Linked DNA regions of Mus musculus: region 2 is linked to region 1. Evidence: chromatin loops called from intact Hi-C (ENCODE). Cell type or tissue: heart. All regions are shown on one strand. Links, peaks and the distances in the headings refer to the core of each region. The heading gives the core; the rest is flanking DNA.

Region 1 (4,115 bases), core at 985-3,484:
GACACGCCCGAGGCAATTGTGGCTTCCAGAAATTTACCACCTCTCATGTGAATTAATCACCAGCTCTGAGGAAGGAAAATTGCTTAACCGTTCTCCAAAGCACCAGATGGAGCACCTTTCCGTGCTCCCTTCTCGTGTTCTTGTCTCTCACCTTCGCTTCGGGATGCCCTCAGGGACAGCACTGCCAGGAGGAAGGCTGGATGAAGGACCACAGAGAAAGCCATTGGTCTGATTACCTGAAAAAGATAAATGACAAGAAAGAGCCTTTTATATAGCTTTAACTCCTGGTATGCTTCTTGGGGGCAACTGTGGTCAGAGGTGGGACGAAAGTCTTCCATTATTCCTCCCATACCTGTGTCTCTTGTCATCTGTCTTTGGAGGAAGAAGGCACATTTCCCTGTCCCATGAAGTGTCCCTCCGCTTATAAAAGAGGTGCAAATGACAGGGTGCAAGTCAGAAGCCTAGGTCTCAAGGAACCTTGAGTCAGCTGTGAGGATGTCCTACCATGGATTACTGCCTTGAGTCAGCTGTGAGGATGTCCTACCATGGATTGCTGCCTTGAGTGAGCGGTGAAGATGTCCTACTATGGATTACCGAGGTTTGGTAGCAAGAGCTTAATGACTAGCCAGCTCATTTGAATAATCCAAACAAAGCTGGTAAAGAAGAAAAAAGTTAAAAATGAAAGAGAACAAACAAAAGCTGATTGAAAAAAAGGACAAATATAGTCTCAAGGGGGCTCAGTTTAAATGAACCCCGTGAAGGGCTGGAGAGGTGCCTCACAGGTTGGAGGCCCTGGGTGCCCTGGCAGAGAACCTGGGTCCCATTTCCAGCATCCACTCAGTAGCTCAAAACCACCTGTAACTCCAGTTCTGGGGAACTAATACTATGCTGACCTCTGTGGGTACTAGACACAAATACGGTACACAGACATACAGGCAGGCAAAAATAACTGCACAAACAGTAATCAATAAATTATTTCAATTTTTTAAACAAATAATTTAAAAAATAATAATAATCACCGAAGTCATTTATACTCTCCCCTTTCCCTCTCACCAAAATTCAACCTGGAGAAAAGTTAACCTATTCAAAGACACAGAAGTTTTCATTATTCAATACCATTTTCCTTTTCTTTTGTTTTGTTTTCCCTGGAAGAGAATTGCAAATTGCAGGCCCTTTAAAGGGAGCCACTGGCTTATCAGGTCTTTGATCAGAGGACAATCTGGGGGCAGAGACAAGGTGGCAGGATGACCTCAAAAAGACCAGCTCGTTCTTCGTTTAATGGTTGAAAGCCCAGTAGTCAGGGGAAGTCCTGGTCTTTTACTTTTCTCTTTAGGACTCTGGGTCAGCAGAGATTCATGTTTAGCCAAGTTCTTGCCTTCGCCCTGCTGCCCAGATTTCTGGTTCCAGAGCTAGACCTTCCGTGAGCCTGTTTATGTGTTCCACCGTCACACCTGTTTATTCTCAAAGAGTGTTTTACAGGTAAATTGGAGCCACAACAAAGACAAGAACTGGATAAAGGAAAGGACTATGATAGACACCAGTGAGCTCTGAAGCAGCAGCCAGCCTTTCTGCACATTTCTGTCAGCACTGCATTCTATTCTTGGCCAACACATCATTCCATTCATAACTGATCTCTACTTACAACAGCACACGCTAACGGAATGCCAGAACCAGAGGGGAGAGCTAAGTCAGGGAGAAACCCTGTGTGCGCAGAACCCAGGGAGCAACGGAAGAGGCCTAGTGGGACCGGATGTGTGTGCCGCTCTGCTGAGAGTGACTTCAGTCCTGGGTCCAGGCTCTTAGCACTGTCCCCTCCCAACTCACTCTTGGGACGTGAAGGGGCCACTGTGGGAAGGAACTCTCATATCAGAAAGTTGAAACAGAAGACTCTGGAGCTGGTATGTACCTCAAATAGGTTTCTCTATGACAGGGCCATTTAAAACATTCCTAAACACATGGCATTACATCAAGAAGTTAAAGTTCCAGGTACAGAAATACTCAGCTGAGAAATTCAGAGGTGATGGTAAGCAGAAACGAGAGGTGAAAGGTCACCAGGCAACTCAGCTGGAAAACAGGTATTCTCAAAGACCACCGTATAGGTCTCACGTGCGCCTCTAGCAGCCATGAAGACAGAATTGCTTCTGATTTCTTGTCATCTACAATCTGCCTTCCTCCTGTTTAACTGTCTTCACAGCTGGGGCTCCTCAGCCAGCCACAGTTTGACAACACAATGGGAAAATGTCCAGAAATAGTAGGTAAGCTTACACATTGTTACATTTATTTATTTAGTGTGTGTCTCTGTGTGTCTGTGTATGTGTGTCTGTGTATCTCTTTGTGTCTGTGTGTGTATATATGTGTATGAGTGTGTATGTGTATAAGCATGCATATGTGTATGTGTGTATAGATGTGTGCATGTATGTGTTTTGTGTGTGTTTATATGTTTGTATGTATGAGTATAAGTGTGTATGTGCGTATATGTGTGTATGTGTGTATGAGTGTATATGTGTATATAAGTATATAAGTATGCATGTATGTGTATGTATATGTGTTTGTTTGTATATATGTGTGTAAGTGTGTGTTTATGTGTCTGTATATGTGTCTGCATGTATATGTGTATATAAGTGTGTGTATGTGTGTGCATAAGTGTGTCTGTAAATGTTTATGTGTATATATGTGTGCCTGTATATATGTATGTATGCATGATGTACGTATGTATGTATGTATGTATGTGTATATGTGTGTGTATGTGTGTGCACATGCACTCTCATTCCATGGGGTACACATGGAGGTCAGACAACAGCCTCTGTTTTATGGACTCCAAGGTCAAGTTCAGGTTCTAGGCTTGGCAGTAAGGTCCCCACGCCTCTGAAATGGCTGCTACTATGTATGGCTCCACTTGTTTGTGCCATTGCTGCTGTCGGTGTCACTGTTGCCTGCAGTCTTCCTGGCAAAATCAATAACGTCCTTTAAAATGGGCAGAATGAGAGTTGTCAGGTGCAACAACTCGGAGACTCAATAGAGCATTTCTTCTGAAAACCACACAGGAATAACCCTCCAACAGCCAGAGGCTCTGGAGAAATAGTCATCGTTCACTTGCGAACCTTGGGGGGGTGGGGGTGGTCAGGGGAGGAGCACTATGCCTGGTAATAGAGCCTTCCCAAATTACCCTACTCTGAGGATGTCACCTATTGTTTTGATGGGACGATAAGGAGGAGGAAGAAAGGCCAGAAGATCAAGAACAAATAGGAGAAAGATGTGGCTGAAGGGAGCAGATGAGCAGGGAAGGAAGTCCTGGGATGAGATTGAAAGTTTGTGCAGAGCAGAGCAGGCATATTTGAATCCTGTGGGCTGCCATGGTGAGGCACTGGAAACTACAGAGGTATATTGGGTTGATGAACACAGAGCAGAGACGAAGAGATGCAGAAAGAAATGGGGGGCCAGGAGTAGAAAGCAGCAGTGTCAGAATCAACAGTCCGGGTGAGAGTAGAGGGCAGGGTTGGACTGTGGAAGTGTGGTGGTGTTAGGGCGAGATTTCAAAGGCAGGGCTGATAAGCCATGGGGTGGGGACCAAATGAACCATCAAAAATTTCAGCTCAAGCCCTTTGGCTAACGCCCCCATTTAGCAAGGCAGAAGATCAAATGGATGGATTGGGAGTCTATCCGAAACTCAGCTCCAGATGAAAGTTTGATCTGCAAGAGAAGATCTTAAGCAGCCAGCTAAATATACAGAATTCCTGTATCAGTAGAAGAAAGCCAAGTACCACATGGGGCTACATGACTGTCAAGGCAGAAATCAAATATGACAAAGTCCAAGCTGAGAGCTGTGGGGTACTCCACGGCCTACGCTGTCTCCACTGACTGCACATGTACCATGCAGAGAAATATTAAAACCCAGGGTAAGCTTAGCTATACAGCACTCTCAAGGATGAGCCCTGTGGGTGGCTAGGAGGGTGTGTGGGCTGGTAGACCAGTACCTACTTATGGAGCAGAGATTCCCCACTGCTCGGGGTACAACACGTCCAGGAACCTAGCCTCAAATTCACACAGCGGCCTCAGAAGCTCCCTGCTCTCAGCAGTATGTGACTCCCCATTTTCACTAAGAAGACGATGGCGAG
Region 2 (2,500 bases), core at 1-2,500, 270 kb after region 1:
TCTTAATGTGATGTTTTGGTTCTTCGGGCTTGCGACTGACCAATGAGCTGTGCCAAGCTCAGGTATGTTGTTCTCACAGAAGAAATGTGTGTGTGCCTGCTCTATTTTGGGAAATAGCAGGAACTTGTGGTATTTCCTCTTCCCAACTCCTAATCTGTTTGTTATTCTAAATATATGTTCCTTTATATTAATTGAAAGTTTGGGAAAGGAGTTTCATGCCAAGCAATTGTTAGAGCTGTGCGATAAGAGTCTTGTCTCTGGTGATTGACTGTTGGGCCCCTGTTCTGTATTAGGAGTTCCGTGATCTTGCAGAATGTGAGCTTGATCTCTCTCTCTCTCTCTCTCTCTCTCTCTCTCTCTGTCTCCCTCTTCTCTCTCTTTCTTTCTTTCTCTCCCTCTCTCTCTCTCTGTCTGTCTCCCTCCTCTCTCTCTCTCTTTCTTTCTTTCTTTCTTTCTTTCCCTTCCTTCTGTCTGTCTGTCCGTCTGTCTCCCTCCGTCTCTCTCTTTCTAATTTCCTATTCTGACTGTTGATACCTGATGGTAGTAACTTGTTTCCACGTAAGATAATTGTATCCCCCAGCTCGGCGTGACACAGGCAGTGCAGACACTGAGAAAACAATGGGTTCTTCCACACCTCCTTTGTGAGCAGAGTAGTCTTGGTCCTTTTCAGTCTCACTTCCCGCAAGTAGCTGAAGCCAGCGAGGCATTGTAGGGAGTTTCGATGTTTAGAAATGCAAGCACTCTCAAGCAGGTCCTTTGCAGTCCCTGTACAGGTTGCAGAAAGGCAGGAATTCCAGTTGTCATACATTGTCTTGAGTAATGCTGCATGTGTTCCTTCTAGACACTTGCACTGCCCCTGCTGACGCAGGCTGAAGGTGGTGCTCGCAAGCCTTGCCCACTCAGTGTTGGGAGGTGAGGAGGAATTTTTGGCGTATGTTTTTGGTTTCTAATGTACTTTTGCACGGTGGGAAGTTTTTGGCTCTCCTTCATTCTTTTGGCTTCTAAGGCTGAATAAGTTGGAATTAGCATTCATGTCTAGAATCGAGCATAATCTTGTTATGTGGTGGTATCTTGAAGGGCCACTAGGGGGCAATATTTCTTTCTGAAGGTCCGTGTGTGTCTGGGTTAAGCCTTCATCCCCGAAGCACACACTTCTGTAAGAAGTTCTTAGATCCAAGGACAGTTGACACGGTGGTAGCAGGAACATCTGGTGGAAAATAACAAGTGCTGACAGAAGTACTTCCCTGCTTCTAACATTAGAAAACGCTAACGGGGCAGATGGGTTGTAATTGTCCTGTGGACAGAACCTTGTGAGTTGGCTGAGCCCTGGTGGTGGTAGGATGAAGGTGAGACCGTGGCCCACACTTACATGCTGTAACCTCTGGGGCTGTTTGAGGGCCACTGTGGACATTAGGGCGTGATGACAAGATGCCAGCTGTTTGCACGCAGCAGGCCTGGAGGCCCCAGTGTACTTAAATATAATAAGAAATAAATCTTTTTAAAAAATTGAGGATTCAAACAACCTAGCCACAGCGTGGAGCTTGAGAGTCAGAGGGCCCTTTCGGATCCCCAAGTCAGCTTCTGGAGGCCCTTCTTCGGGCCTTTAGAGCATAAAAGTGAGTAAGGCGTGAACATTTGAGAAACTTCTCCAAAGAAACAGTTAAAGCGGGAATGTAAGTTATCTGACTGGAACTTTACCCCATGCTTACTCCTTGAAGGTACCATGATCAGCAGTTTTACTGTGGTAAAAACAACAAACAAACAAACAAACAAAAACAGTTTTAGGGGAGAGCGTGTGCAAGATACAGAGGGAGATGAAAATGTAAGCTCTTAGGAAAACATAAAATTGAGGATTCAGGGGCTGGTGAGATGGCTCAGCAGGTAAGAGCACCCGACTGCTCTTCCAAAGGTCCTGAGTTCAAATCCCAGCAACCACATGGTGGCTCACAACCATCCGTAATGAGATCTGACTCCCTCTTCTGCTGTGTCTGAAGACAGCTACAGTGTACTTACATATAATAAGAAATAAATCTTTAAAAAAAATTGAGGATTCAAACAACCTAGCCACAGCGTGGAGCTTGAGAGTCAGAGGGCCCTTTCGGATCCCCAAGTCAGCTTCTGGAGTTTAATATGTAAAGAAACTGAGACCCAGGGATGCCACGATTTGCCTGGGGACAGTCACTGAGGACTGACCAGCATCCTGACCCTTCTTGGACTGACTGTTACCTGAAAGAGTCTGAGTTCTGTCTAGAGGAGCATCTCCCTGAGGGGTTCGCCACTGTGGGCTTCCGTGTGTCATCTTACCACTGGCACTGAGTTCCGCCCACAGCAGGTGCCCCATATTTTGTTAAGTAAATACATACCTAAAAGAATTCCAATTGTCCGATGGGCACATTATCTGTGAGAGTGTGTTTATATAATATGGATGAATATATAATTTCTCATTTAAAAAAAATAGAGAGTGCTACTTTTGAAACCCAAACTCCTAGCTCTAGCACTG

Evidence for each region. Peaks named below come from ENCODE experiments on the same cell type or tissue, not always from the same donor. Only the 100,000 strongest peaks of a DNase experiment are listed, where the experiment ranks them.
Region 2: it touches region 1 in a loop (2.1-fold over the local background); 1 of 42 quality-filtered maps calls a loop at or near these places.

What each region holds. Positions count from the first base shown.
Region 1 is chr15:6,860,142-6,864,256 of GRCm38, forward strand. It overlaps Osmr (oncostatin M receptor), which reads right to left. Exons shown (of 18, transcript NM_011019.3): 2 at 152-236. The coding sequence starts at 224. Among named protein-coding and RNA genes, the nearest start is that of Osmr, 12 kb to the right of the region's middle. In heart, for the core only: a CTCF peak has its summit at 2,159; a DNase peak (open chromatin) is centred at 1,690; H3K4me3 peaks cover 1,069 bases; H3K27ac peaks cover 1,384 bases.
Region 2 is chr15:7,133,513-7,136,012 of GRCm38, forward strand. The region is part of intron 1 of Lifr (LIF receptor alpha); the gene reads left to right. Among named protein-coding and RNA genes, the nearest start is that of Lifr, 5.2 kb to the left of the region's middle. In heart, for the core only: a CTCF peak has its summit at 1,089 (motif pointing right); a DNase peak (open chromatin) is centred at 1,239; H3K27ac peaks cover 233 bases.